4 separate regions of the Homo sapiens genome follow, and regions 1, 2 and 3 are each linked to region 4. The links are chromatin contacts, found by Hi-C or POLR2A ChIA-PET in ENCODE. All regions are on one chromosome and are shown on one strand. Each heading gives the region's core, a stretch centred on a gene start or an enhancer-like site at or near the end of the contact. The rest is flanking DNA. Distances are from core to core; before and after follow the strand shown.

Region 1 (2,774 bases), core at 63-2,562, 140 kb after region 4:
ACCCAGGAGGCGGAGCTTGCAGTGAGCCGAGATCGCACCGCTGCACTCCAGCCTGGGCGACAGACAAAGCGAGACTCTGTCTCAAAAAAAAAAAAAAAAAACTACTACTAGCTGCATCAAAGAATATAATCAACAGAGTGAAAAGGCAACCCACAGAATGGGAGAAAATTCTAGCAACTCTTATTTAATAAGAGATTAATATTTAGAATACATAAATAATTCCTACAACCAATTTAAAAAAAGGGTAATGGACCTGATAGGGTGGCTCATACCTGTAATCCCAGCACTTTGGGAGGCCGAGGCAGGCAGATCACCTGAGGTCAAGAGTTCGAGACCAGCCTAGACAACATGATGAAACCCTGTCTCCACTAAAAATACAAAAAATTAGCTGGGTGTGGTGGTGCACTCTTTCATCCCAGCTACTCAGGAGGCTGAGGCAGGAGAATCGCTTGAACCTGGGAGGCAGAGGTTCCAGTGAGCAGAGATCGTGCCTATGCACTCCAGGCTAGGCGACGAGTGAAACTCCATCTCAAAAAAATAATTAAATTAAAATAAAATAAAAATGAAAAACAGGCAAAGGATTTGAACAAATATTTCTCCAAAAAAGATATACAAATAGCCAATAACCACATAAAAAGATGCTCACATCACTAACTACTAGAAAAATGCAAATCAAAACCACAATGAGATATCACTTCACACACTATAAGATGACTACTGTCACAAAAACAGAAAATAACAAGTGTTGGTGAGGGTACAGAGAAACTGGAACACTTGTGCACTGCTGTTAGAAATGTAAAATGGTACAGCCACTATGGAAAACAGTATGGCAGCTCCTCAAAAAATTAAAAATAGAATTACCATATGATCCAGCAAGTCCACCTCTGGGTACATACGCCAAAGAACTGAAAGCAGGGACTTCGAAAGATGTCTGTACACCCATGGTCAAAGCAACATTATTCACAATAACCCATATGTGGAAACAACTCTAGTGTCCATTGGTGGATGAATGGATAAACAAAATGTGGTATATACATACAATGGAATATTATTCTGCCTTAAAAAGGAAATACATTCTGACACATGCTACCACATGGATGAATTCTAATGACATTGTGCTAAGTGAAGTAAGCCAGTCACAAGAACGCAGACTGTGTGGTATCATTTACATATAGTACCCAGAATAGTCAAATCCATAGAAACAGGAAGTAGAAAAGTATTTGCCAGGGACACGGAGGAGAGAGAAATAGAAAGTTATTGTTTCATGGGTACAAAATTTCCGTTCCGCAACATGAAAAGAGTCATGGAAATGGACAGTGGTGATGACTGCACGACAATGTGAAAGAGCTAAATGCCACTGCCTCTGCACTTAAAAATGATTAAGACGGTAAATGGTTAAGATGGTAAATTTTATGGTATGTGTGTTTACCACAATTAACATTTTTTAATATTCTTAAAATATCAATTACTGGCATGCAGTAAGCAGTTGGTACTTTCTAGATGAATAAATGGACTCTAAAATAGATTGTGGGCAAAATCAAGAACCACTTTGAATGAGGTAATCTAAGCCAAATGTAAACATTACCACTTCCAGGAAGCCAACTCCTCTCCCATGCCAGAATGAATCATGCCCCTCAGTGCACTCTCATTCACCCAGCAGCCTGTGCTAGAAATTCCCAGTTATTCTGGACAACTACCACCTCCTAATTCCCACCATCTACTCAACAAGTTTCATCCATTCAACTTTCAAAATGTCCATTAGATCTGCTGGCTCCCTTCCAACCTCACTGCATTCAAGCCCTCACAATCTGTCCAAAACTATGGTAATGGCCTCCTCTAACTTGTCTGAGAGGCAATGCTCCCTTCTCCCTCTGCCAAGCCACTATCCTCTACTGCTCACAGAATGAGGTATCCAAAACAAAACCAGACTATCCTCCCTTTTGCTTCAAGAGGACAAACTAAAAGACGCTTCCACCCACCCCATTTTGACTTTCTAACCTAATTCGGTGACCACACCCTATCCACACGAAATAATTCTACACCTCACTGCTCACTGAGTTCAAACACACCAAGCTCTTTGACGTCTGTTTCTTTGCACACAGTGTATCACAGCAGAACCATCATTCCATTCTTTCTCTCCTCAACCCAGGCCTGGCAAATTCCTACTCATGCTTTAAGACCCAGCACAGGCCGGGCACGATGGCTCATGCCTATAATCCCAGCACTTTGGGAGGCCAAGGCAGACAGATCACCTGAGGTCAGGAGTTGAAGAACAGCCTGGCCAACATGGTGAAACCCTGTCTCTACTAAAAATAAAAAAAATTTTAAAAAAATTAGCCAGGCATGGCAGCGCATGCCTGTAGTCTCAGCCACTCGGGAAGCTGAAACAGGAGAATCTCTTGAACCCAGGAGGCGGAGGTTGCAGTGAGCCCAGATCGCACCACTGCATTCCAGCCTGGGTGACAGAGCAAGACTCCGTCCCAAAAAAAAAAAAAAAGACCCAGCACACCCGTCCCATCCCTCATCCCTCATCTGTGTTCCTTAGAAGCCTGTATACCACAAAGTTGGTACTCTAACATTGTTACACAACAAATTTCCATATCTCTCACTATACCCCAATTATCTTTGCATTCCTAGTGGCTGGTGCACATTCCTTCTGCTTAAATATTTCTTCAATGAGCTTATACTACTTGTAACTAGCATAAAATATATTATTTCTGTTTTGTAAGTAGGACAAAAAATCCAGAGATCTTATCCTCCAGAGACATACTCTT
Region 2 (3,182 bases), core at 516-3,015, 180 kb before region 4:
TTAGGATAAAGAGAAGTATCTCCTTATTTCATTCAGATTTTAACAAAAAAAGATTTCAAAAGGGAAATAGTAATTTATGGCTCTAAAGGTTCCAGTCATGTTTTCCACACGATGAATCTTTCCAGGTTCCCCAAAGAATCCAGTCAGCAATATTATACATGAGCACCATTTATGGGCTCAAATGTGAGAAATGCTCCAGTGACCAGGTTTCTTCATAGATCAAATAGTCAGATGTCCAAGACACTAAAAGAAGACTGTGATGAAACAGAATAATAATTTTTTGGGAAGAGGGGATGCCAGAAAATTCTGAGGGCATGTGGGAAATTACTCAGAGGAATTTGTCCTGAGCCATTTAATTTTAAGAGGGCGGGGGAGAGCAATAACATAGTGCTTACATTCCATAACTAAACTAGCTGCTTATAATACTATTACAAAAATAACAATTCAGCTTACCAATGATGCAAAGATGTACTTCTGGTCTTTTTCTTGAAGGAAAACTAAAATGTCAGTGAGAAGAACTGCTTGAACCTCTGGAAAATGGAAATGGGAGAAGGGAAGATAAAACGATGACTACTTAATAGTTACCCACAGTCAGAAGGTTTTTTATTGAAGGGTGTTTCAGCAACACATACACCCCTATACGGGCAAACTATGATCTGAGATCACACTCCTCCAAAGCAACAGTTTTACAGTTCTCCAGGATTCAGATCTGGTCACCAGATTTTTAGCAGCATTTTAAAATGGGATTTATCACCAAAGCCTTGTTTTGGAAAAGTTTAAGTACTCAGTCCTAGAAAGATATATCCCATAAGACAAGATTTTAAGAATAAAATACTTTTAAGAATAAAGCTGAAAAGCTGGACTTGTACAGATGTTAAACAGCAACACATAGCAGGATACTCCAAAAAATACTCAGATTGCAATATTTTTCGACTTCTAATTACAGTAATGGGAAAGGTGTGGGGCAGGAGACAGGAATGCTGCCCAAAGATGAAGTATAGAAATATCTAAGTCTAATGAAAAGACGTCTTCCATGCCCTCAAAAGAACAAAGAGTGGCCACACAGGCAGGCGCCTTCCAGTCTTACAGGTACATGTGAATATAGGGCTCTTTCCTCAGCTCCATATGCAATAGTCAGCTTAAACTCTAGCTCTGACTAATCCTCTAGGAGTAGGTAGTAACATTTTCCACTAGTCTCCTGAGGATGGTTTGATGTCTCTGGAGTTGAGTCTATCTCGAGCTAGCAGGTTGGCCCCTATGTAACATCTTCACTGTGGAAAGTGAAGTCCACAATTCCCTGGGAAAGGATGGAACTGATTTATGCAGTCCATGCCCCACCTTTTCTTCTACCTCTGCCGCAACTGAAATCCCCTTTCTGTGGAATTCACTGCAAAGCTATGAAGAAAACAGAAGCAAGGACATCTGATTCCTAGGGAGGTCTAATTTTTTTAGGCTAAACTACTGCAATTTTCTGTGTACTGCCATCAGTTATGAAAAAGTTTTTTTTTTAAAGTTTACTTTTAAATAATTCAGGTGCCTGCACCCTCCCCCTCCCCCCAAAAAAGCAGAGACACACATTTTAACTTCATTGAATCTTGAAGTTTATATGATCAGTGTCAGTGGATCAGAGAAAAACAATCCCACCCCTTTCAAAGAGTACCCAACATAGTACTGGCTGTTCTTGGCATGAATTCACTTGGGGGTGAAAATGACTAAACACCAACTCCTATCTCTACAGGAGGCATTCTAGGCCAGAAAACCTATCGTTCTGCCGCTGGCTTGACCACAACTTTATTGCAACAGCTGGAATCTACTAGTTTTTATTTTGGGAATAAATAAATTGCTATGTAAAGGAAAGAATAAAGCGCTGGATCCAGGCAACAGCAGCTCTAGGAAATTCAGGCCTTTACAAGAAGGGGCAGGTATTTCTGAACTGCCAGACAGCGTAAAAGTCTCAAAGAGAGCTAGGGCTCTCAGAACATCATGGAATATTAAGACTGGAGGGAAGGAGCCTTAGTTTAAGTTTATCACAGAACCATGAAATACACAGCCAGCTGGTGGTGGGAAAGGAGATTTCTTTCTCTGAATCTTTTCTGCCCTTCTTTTTTATGCCTTCTGCTACAATGCAGGCCCAGATGAGCTCTTCCCCAAAGCACTGCACAGTCTCTTATCTGTCACCAGTCTCTCTTCACTCCAGCTGCACTCTAAACTGCCCCTAGTTGTCATACTGAAAAACCACCTCATGTATCCCTCTCCTGCTTGCCGTTCTCGTTTTTGAACCCATTCTTTGCCCCCTTCCCTCATCAATAGTATCAACTGTTAACTCCTCAGTCTGGAGAATGCACCTCATTACAACCTGGCCCCTCCCGTTTCTTTGGGCTGGTTTCCCGTCACTCCCCTGTCATTCACTCTGCTCTCTCACGTGAGAGTCCCGGGTGTCCACTCTTCCCTGGATGTGCCACACCCTTTCAACTCTGTGCTTCCACTTTCTCTTCCTTAGTGTGGGGAACACTTTCTCCTTATGTGCCGTCATCCTTCAAGACTTGACTCTATTGCTATTCCTCTTGCTTTCTCCTCCATTCCAGCACTCACCACACTGTAGAGCAGGTATCTCTTTCCAAGGCTCTTCATTTTGATTTCAACTTCTAAGCAGGGTGTCCTGCTTTATTCATTGTTGAAACCAGCTGACTGCCTGGAACTTCTTTACCATTTGTTCTATGCGTGGGCATTTCCTATAGCAGTTATCTACATCATCACTTATACCTCAGAAATGAAAGCAGCACCCATTTCCTCCACCTTCTTTCTATGCCAGTGAGGCTGACAGTACTGGCCTACCCTGCTTCAATGTCCTCAGCTCACTGAGGCCAGGGCGACGGGGTGGGTATAATTCAAGGCTATTGGTGTAACATATAGGCCCATGGAGTATAGGTTTGATGAAAACAAACAAAAAAAATCAAATGTACACATAAATTAAAAAACAAGCCTCATAGCTTCTTTAACTTGATACGGCTGACTATTAGAAATGTAAAAATTAAAACCAAATGGAAAATGGGCATCCTTTATGATTTATTTTGCTTTAAAGATATACGAATATCATAAATTATAACAATAAAAAAATCTAATTGATGTGGGTTAAACTTAACTTTCTATTAGGTGTCTGGAGCTGCAAACTCCTCTAACAT
Region 3 (2,882 bases), core at 260-2,759, 250 kb after region 4:
AATCCCAGCACATTGGAAGGCCAAGGTGGGCAGATCATGAGGTCAGGAGTTCAAGACCAACCTGGCCAACATGGCGAAACCCCATCTCTACTAAAAATTGAAAAATTAGCTGGGTGTGGTGGGGGGTGGCTGTAGTCCCAGCTACTCAGGAGGTTGAGGCAGGAGAATCGCTTGAACCCGGGAGGTGGAGGATGCAGTGAGCCGAGATAGTGCCACTGCAGTCCAGCCTGGGTGACAGAGAGAGAATCCATCTCAAAAAAAAAAAAAAAAAAAGGGATATGGCTGATACACACAGAAAGATCTACTCTCCTAAGACCTTGTGCCCCAAGAATTTTATGACTTCTTGGATGGTATCAATTGTGTTTTATGATTGATTTATTCATTTACTTGATAAGTTTTGATCGAGTGCGGCTCTGTACCAAGAACTGTGTCAAGAAATGGGGATACATTGTTGTGCGAGAGGAAGTCCTCATGTGCCAGGAATTTACAGTAGACAGGGGAAGATACGCAAACTCATTACGAAGAAATACGGTAAATGCGAGGGGAATGGAAGCAGAGGGTGCTCTGGAGTACTCAGGAGGATTATTCAGCCCAGCCTTATACTGTCAGGGATAGTTTCCCAAAAGAAAGGATATCTAACCTGAGAGCAGAAGAATAAATACTAGTTAGCCAAGTTAAGGAGGATGGGTAGATGGGAGGGAGTGAGTTTTAGTTTTAAGGCATTCTAGGTAGAGAGAAAAGCAATTTGGGCAAATCTGGTAGGGGATAAAAATCATTTGGGAAACTGAAAGTCAGCCTCTTGAGTTGATTGCAGGAGGAGAGGGTGAGATAAGTTAGGAGAAGAAAAACAGGGATCGGATCACAAAAAGCCTTTTAAGTAAGATTAAGGGCAGGGGTATTATTATGAGGTCAATACAAAGCCATTAGATCTTTTGAGTAGGTGGTATACAGTGTAATCGCATTTGCATTTTTAAAACATTATCTTGTCTATGCGGTGAGAATAAACTGGAGGTGGATAAGAGCAGAGGCAGCTCCCTTAGGAGGTTGTTGCTGTATCCTAGGCCAGAGATCATGAGTTGGACTTGAGGCTGGGGCTGGAGAGAAGCGGCCAGAGAAGAACATATGGCTAAAACAGGCAACCTGAAAACATTCAGGAAATTATTGTCATTAGAGGACAGCCCGGCAAAATGCAAATTGTTCTGTCCTTATTTGATCTCAGCTGGACTATGAATTCTGTGGGGACAGGGACTATTTTGTATTCATCCCCGTTTCCAGTACTACGGAAGTACTCAGGAAATGAATGTTCTTCCTAAGTGAGTCTCAGTGACATGGTGTTTGGATAGAGTGGTAACCCTCACGCCTTTGCTGACCCACCTTTATTAGGGAAGTTCAGCAGCGATTGTGAAGTCGACGTGTAGCGCTACCGCGGCAGGGACATTAAGGTGCAGAAGCTTTACCCAGTGCACAGTGCACACTGAAATACCCAGGCTGGTTTTTCCTGACTCAGTTCTCTTCTGCCATCTGCTGGGACAGTCTTTCATAGCACATCAAAGCAAGATCACCAAGGAAGACAGGCCTGAAAGCTTTGTGGGAGCCACAGTGGACAATGACTTGGATAAGTTTACGATTTAGTCAGAGATGCAAGAATCACATCCAAACCACTGTCCATTTGAAGCTAATCTTCAGTATTTATTTCCCAAAGACTAAATGTCTTTTTTATAAGAATGAGTTCATGTCCTTTGCAGGGACGTGGATGAAGCTGGAAACCATCATCCTCAGCAAACTAAGACAGGAACAGAAAACCAGACACTGTGTGTTCTCACTCATAAGCGGGAGTTGAACAATGAGAACACATGGACACAGGGAGGAAAACATCACACACGGGCCTGTTGGGGGGTAGGGGGCAAGAGGAGGGAGAGCATTAGGACAAATACCTAATGTATACGGGAATTAAAACCAAGATGACAGGTTGATAGGTGCAGCAAACCACCATAGCACAAGGATACTTTTTTTTTTTTTTTTTTTTTTTCTGATACAGAGTCTCGCTCTGTCTCCCAGGCTCTGGAGTGCAGTGGCGCAAACTCGGCTCACTGCAAGCTCCGCCTCCCGGGTTCACGCCATTCTCCTGCCTCAGCCTTCCGAGTAGCTGGGACTACAGGTGCCCGCCACCACGCCCGGCTAATTTCTTTTTGTATTTTTAGTAGAGACGAGGTTTCACCGTGTTAGCCAGGATGGTCTCGATCTCCTGACCTCGTGATCCACCCGCCTCGGCCTCCCAAAGTGCTGGGATTACAGGCGTGAGCCACCGCGCCCGGCCGCACATGGATACTTATGTAACAAACATGCAGGTTCTGCACATGTATCCCAGAACTTAAAAAAAAAAAAGTCTTTTTTTTTTTTTGAGATAAAGTCTTGCCTTGTCACCCAGGCTCCAGGCTGGGGTGCAGTGGCATGAACATGGCTCAGTGTAGCCTAGCCTCCTCCTGGGTTCGAGAAATCCTCCCACCTCAGCCTCCCAAAGTGCTGAGATTTCAGGCGTGAGCCGTCATGCCGGCCCATGCAGACTATCTTAAATGTCTGTATTCTCCTTTGAGTTTTTGCAACAACTTTACGATAGCCATATATTATAACATTTTTTAAACAAGGAAACAGAAACACAGACATTTAAATGAAAAGCTAACTTTGAACAAAAAATAAGTAGCCCGAGCCAGGACTGAAGCTTCCTTGACTCCTGGTTCCATACTTTTGTCACAATGTCTCAACGTCTCCAACACACTAAGGGAGAGTTCCAACAGGCCGAGACAGGCTGCTGATCTGCAGCAGGGAGAGGGCAGGCCTAATGTGAAGGCTGACAAGGCCGGTGGCTCCCTGATGTTCAGCAC
Region 4 (2,743 bases), core at 81-2,580:
ATCACTCCCTGGAATACTGTCTTAGGAGAGCTCAGGTATCCAAAGCTCATTTGAGATAAGTGCCCCTCCTACCACCACTGTATCTGTAGCACCCATCAGAAAGCTTTCTGCAAAGAACTGTCTGTCTAGCGTGATGGGGAAAGGTATAAGCCTGGCAAGTGAATCAAGAAAAAGCTGTTTACATAACCGTAAGTAGCACTACATTCTGAGGTCTCTTTTTGGTCCTTCCAGACTATATACACAGTTAAAAATGGTAAAACATAAAGCACAACTAAATTAAATCTGGCATGAGCAAAATATCTGAGAATTTGCTAATACTGACTCAATTTGCACAGGTCCCTCAATTGCTAAAGAACATAGATCCAATGGGTTTATACTTGTTCAGATAATGTGGTGGAAAAGATAATGATGATAACCACAAAACTAATAAAAATGTATTAAACAACAGAAACTATTCTTGAAACTTCTTTATATAAACATTCCAATAAAAACTTTTGGCTGCTCTAGTGTGTTTATTTCTTTATTTATACAAGAATAAAAGAGCGCTCTTCAAATGTTTTGACTAACAACCTTCCTCTAGAGAACTCTTTAAAGAGTCAGGACATATAATAATTGAGCCCAAAAACAGACAGGATTTCCTACTGCACATTTCCAGGACAATTCAGTTGCTTTTTATTGCTGTTCATATGAAGAAACCACTGCTCTCAAATTTTATTCACAGAAATTACATTCAATCCAAAACTTAATTGTTTACAATATTTTCTGTATGCAATTATAATATGGAAGTACTGGTTTCTAATTAACTCTTTCAAGTCTTAAAGACATACCAGAAAAAAATATATGATATAGGAAATCTGTTTCCTCTTGTACTAAACCAGGATAAACTGTATACATTGGTAATGTTATGCTACCTCCACAGACAAGGCTCATTCTGACTTTTGAGTAAAATAGTAAAATATAAGAGATAAGAATTGAAGAAGGCAGGCAGGCAGACGAGAGAGAAAATGGTTAACACGACTTACGTTTCTCTCTCAGACAATGAAGTGGTTAGCAGGAGCAAGCTTACAAACCTCCAGCAGAAGGCAAGATACAGAGCTGAGGTTTTAATTTGCGGCAAACACACAATGAGATGCCAAGTGGGTGGTACTCCTATGAATCGGGGGTGGGGCTGGGGATGAGAGGAGGGAAATAAGGCAGAAGGAGCACTTACTCGGTTAGAAGCTGGTGCAGCTTGTGATAGCCTCGCTCCAAGGCCAAGCTCACAGGCGTCGCCCCTTCCTGGTTGTGGATACTGAGAGCTCCGCGGCCACCTGGCTTCTGCAACAGGAACCACGTCAACCTCAGCAGTCCCAGCCGCACAGCAAAATGCATCAATGTCTCTCGCGGGCCAGCATCTGTAAATGGGGGAGAAAATGAACGTAAGTGAGGAAAATATAAAAACAAAAAACAAACAAACATAAAGACAAGTTATGTAAACACCACTGCCTCCAAGTGCCTAAGATTGTAAAGTTAAGCTACAACATACAGTGTGAACAGCTTTATTGTGGCCAGGTAGAATCAGCCCTCAAGTAAAGGCAAAACAAAGCTACAAAAGCATAGAAAGTATAGGAAGCAAAATCTTCAATCGAACACAGTCCTGCAAAAGAGAATCAGGACATTTCTATATTCTGACTTAATACACAGTGTTTGTTCAACCAATTTCACAGGCAGGCATATAAAGGCGACCCATACACACGTTCTTTTACTCAAATAATAATAACAGAAGCAAATGCAGCCCCACAACATGAGGTCCAAGAGGGAATAGCTGTTGGGACTTAAATGGGTGTATCATAAATGGTATAATTACTTTTTAAAAGAACACCCAGACAGGAGTTGGCTAGTTAAACACTAAAAACAGGTTCTGCTTGTTCAGTACACATGGGTCTTTTTATTCCTACACAATAAGGGCAAATCAAATTTCTGGCACTGCCAGCTTTATTTATTTGTTTAATGAGAGGAAGAAATGCATCTCCTGGCACAATAAGGAAGACTAACTCTAAGACAATCCACTAATAACTGCAGAAAGGAAAACGTTTATTTAACTTGAAATAAAGGCTCCCTCTTAGTAAAGTGAGTCACTCTGAAAGTGACAGAATGAGGAAGGGCTTGTAGTTAGACAAATCAGGGTTCGAATCTGGCATTTACCATCTGTGTGACCAAGCGTGATTCATGTAACATCTCTGAACTTCACTTTCTTCATCCCTAAAGTGAGATACCAACACCTCACTCACAGAGGTGTAACAAATGAGAAGAGGTAGATGAAATGCTAGTATTATGACTGGCTGTAGTAGACATTCATTAAATCCCAGTTCCTCTCTGTTTCCCGGCTCTCTTCACTGTCCTCTTGGACATCAAATTACATTCAAGGTTCACTAGCAATACTCTCTTCCTTCAGCAGTCCTCAGTGCCCAACCTAGGATGACAGGAGCTGAGGTCTTTGCAGGGATGCCACATATAGCCCCACAAGGCTGTACTACACTTAACTCCAGGGAGCTGGGAATGGCACCCTGAAGTTGTGCCTGCCTCAGCTTAGCTATCATCTCTTTCTTCATGGCCTCCCACGGGTCTAAACTTCTTCACTAAGCACTCGGACTTTTTGGACCCCAGTGGTTTTCTCCTTACTGTGAAGTCCTCAAATGCTTCTATACGTGAATATCACAAAGGAATGAACAGATTTTTGAAGCTGTGATTTTACACTGAATTA

Evidence for each region. A loop is a pair of places that touch in the nucleus more often than their neighbours do. ChIA-PET counts read pairs that join two places held with the same protein, here RNA polymerase II (POLR2A). Pooled maps may share reads with other maps.
Region 1: a pooled map shows a loop between it and region 4 (6-fold over the local background). The contact joins two enhancer-like sites. A Hi-C loop is called at or near these places in 9 of 50 pooled maps. POLR2A ChIA-PET finds 5 or more read pairs at or near these places in 3 of 52 experiments (A673, B cell and activated T-cell).
Region 2: a pooled map shows a loop between it and region 4 (5-fold over the local background). The contact joins two enhancer-like sites. A Hi-C loop is called at or near these places in 1 of 37 single-sample maps with no recorded cell type and 10 of 50 pooled maps. POLR2A ChIA-PET finds 5 or more read pairs at or near these places in 1 of 52 experiments (activated naive CD4-positive, alpha-beta T cell).
Region 3: a pooled map shows a loop between it and region 4 (2.7-fold over the local background). The contact joins two enhancer-like sites. A Hi-C loop is called at or near these places in 2 of 37 single-sample maps with no recorded cell type and 6 of 50 pooled maps. POLR2A ChIA-PET finds 5 or more read pairs at or near these places in 1 of 52 experiments (activated CD8-positive, alpha-beta memory T cell).

What each region holds. Positions count from the first base shown.
Region 1 is chr15:85,406,954-85,409,727 of GRCh38, reverse strand. The region is part of intron 1 of AKAP13 (A-kinase anchoring protein 13); the gene reads right to left. Among named protein-coding and RNA genes, the nearest start is that of AKAP13, 28 kb to the right of the region's middle. Within about 2 kb of position 1,312, at least 15 of the 41 ENCODE cell types and tissues checked have a DNase peak (open chromatin) inside an H3K27ac peak, as active enhancers do.
Region 2 is chr15:85,723,758-85,726,939 of GRCh38, reverse strand. It overlaps AKAP13 (A-kinase anchoring protein 13), which reads right to left. Exons shown (of 37, transcript NM_007200.5): 27 at 454-530. Among named protein-coding and RNA genes, the nearest start is that of LINC02883, 33 kb to the left of the region's middle. RefSeq lists an enhancer at 1-573. Within about 2 kb of position 1,765, at least 9 of the 41 ENCODE cell types and tissues checked have a DNase peak (open chromatin) inside an H3K27ac peak, as active enhancers do.
Region 3 is chr15:85,295,383-85,298,264 of GRCh38, reverse strand. No RefSeq gene overlaps it. Among named protein-coding and RNA genes, the nearest start is that of MIR7706, 84 kb to the left of the region's middle. Within about 2 kb of position 1,509, at least 3 of the 41 ENCODE cell types and tissues checked have a DNase peak (open chromatin) inside an H3K27ac peak, as active enhancers do.
Region 4 is chr15:85,542,423-85,545,165 of GRCh38, reverse strand. It overlaps AKAP13 (A-kinase anchoring protein 13), which reads right to left. Exons shown (of 37, transcript NM_007200.5): 5 at 1,211-1,394. Among named protein-coding and RNA genes, the nearest start is that of AKAP13, 160 kb to the right of the region's middle. Within about 2 kb of position 1,330, at least 23 of the 41 ENCODE cell types and tissues checked have a DNase peak (open chromatin) inside an H3K27ac peak, as active enhancers do.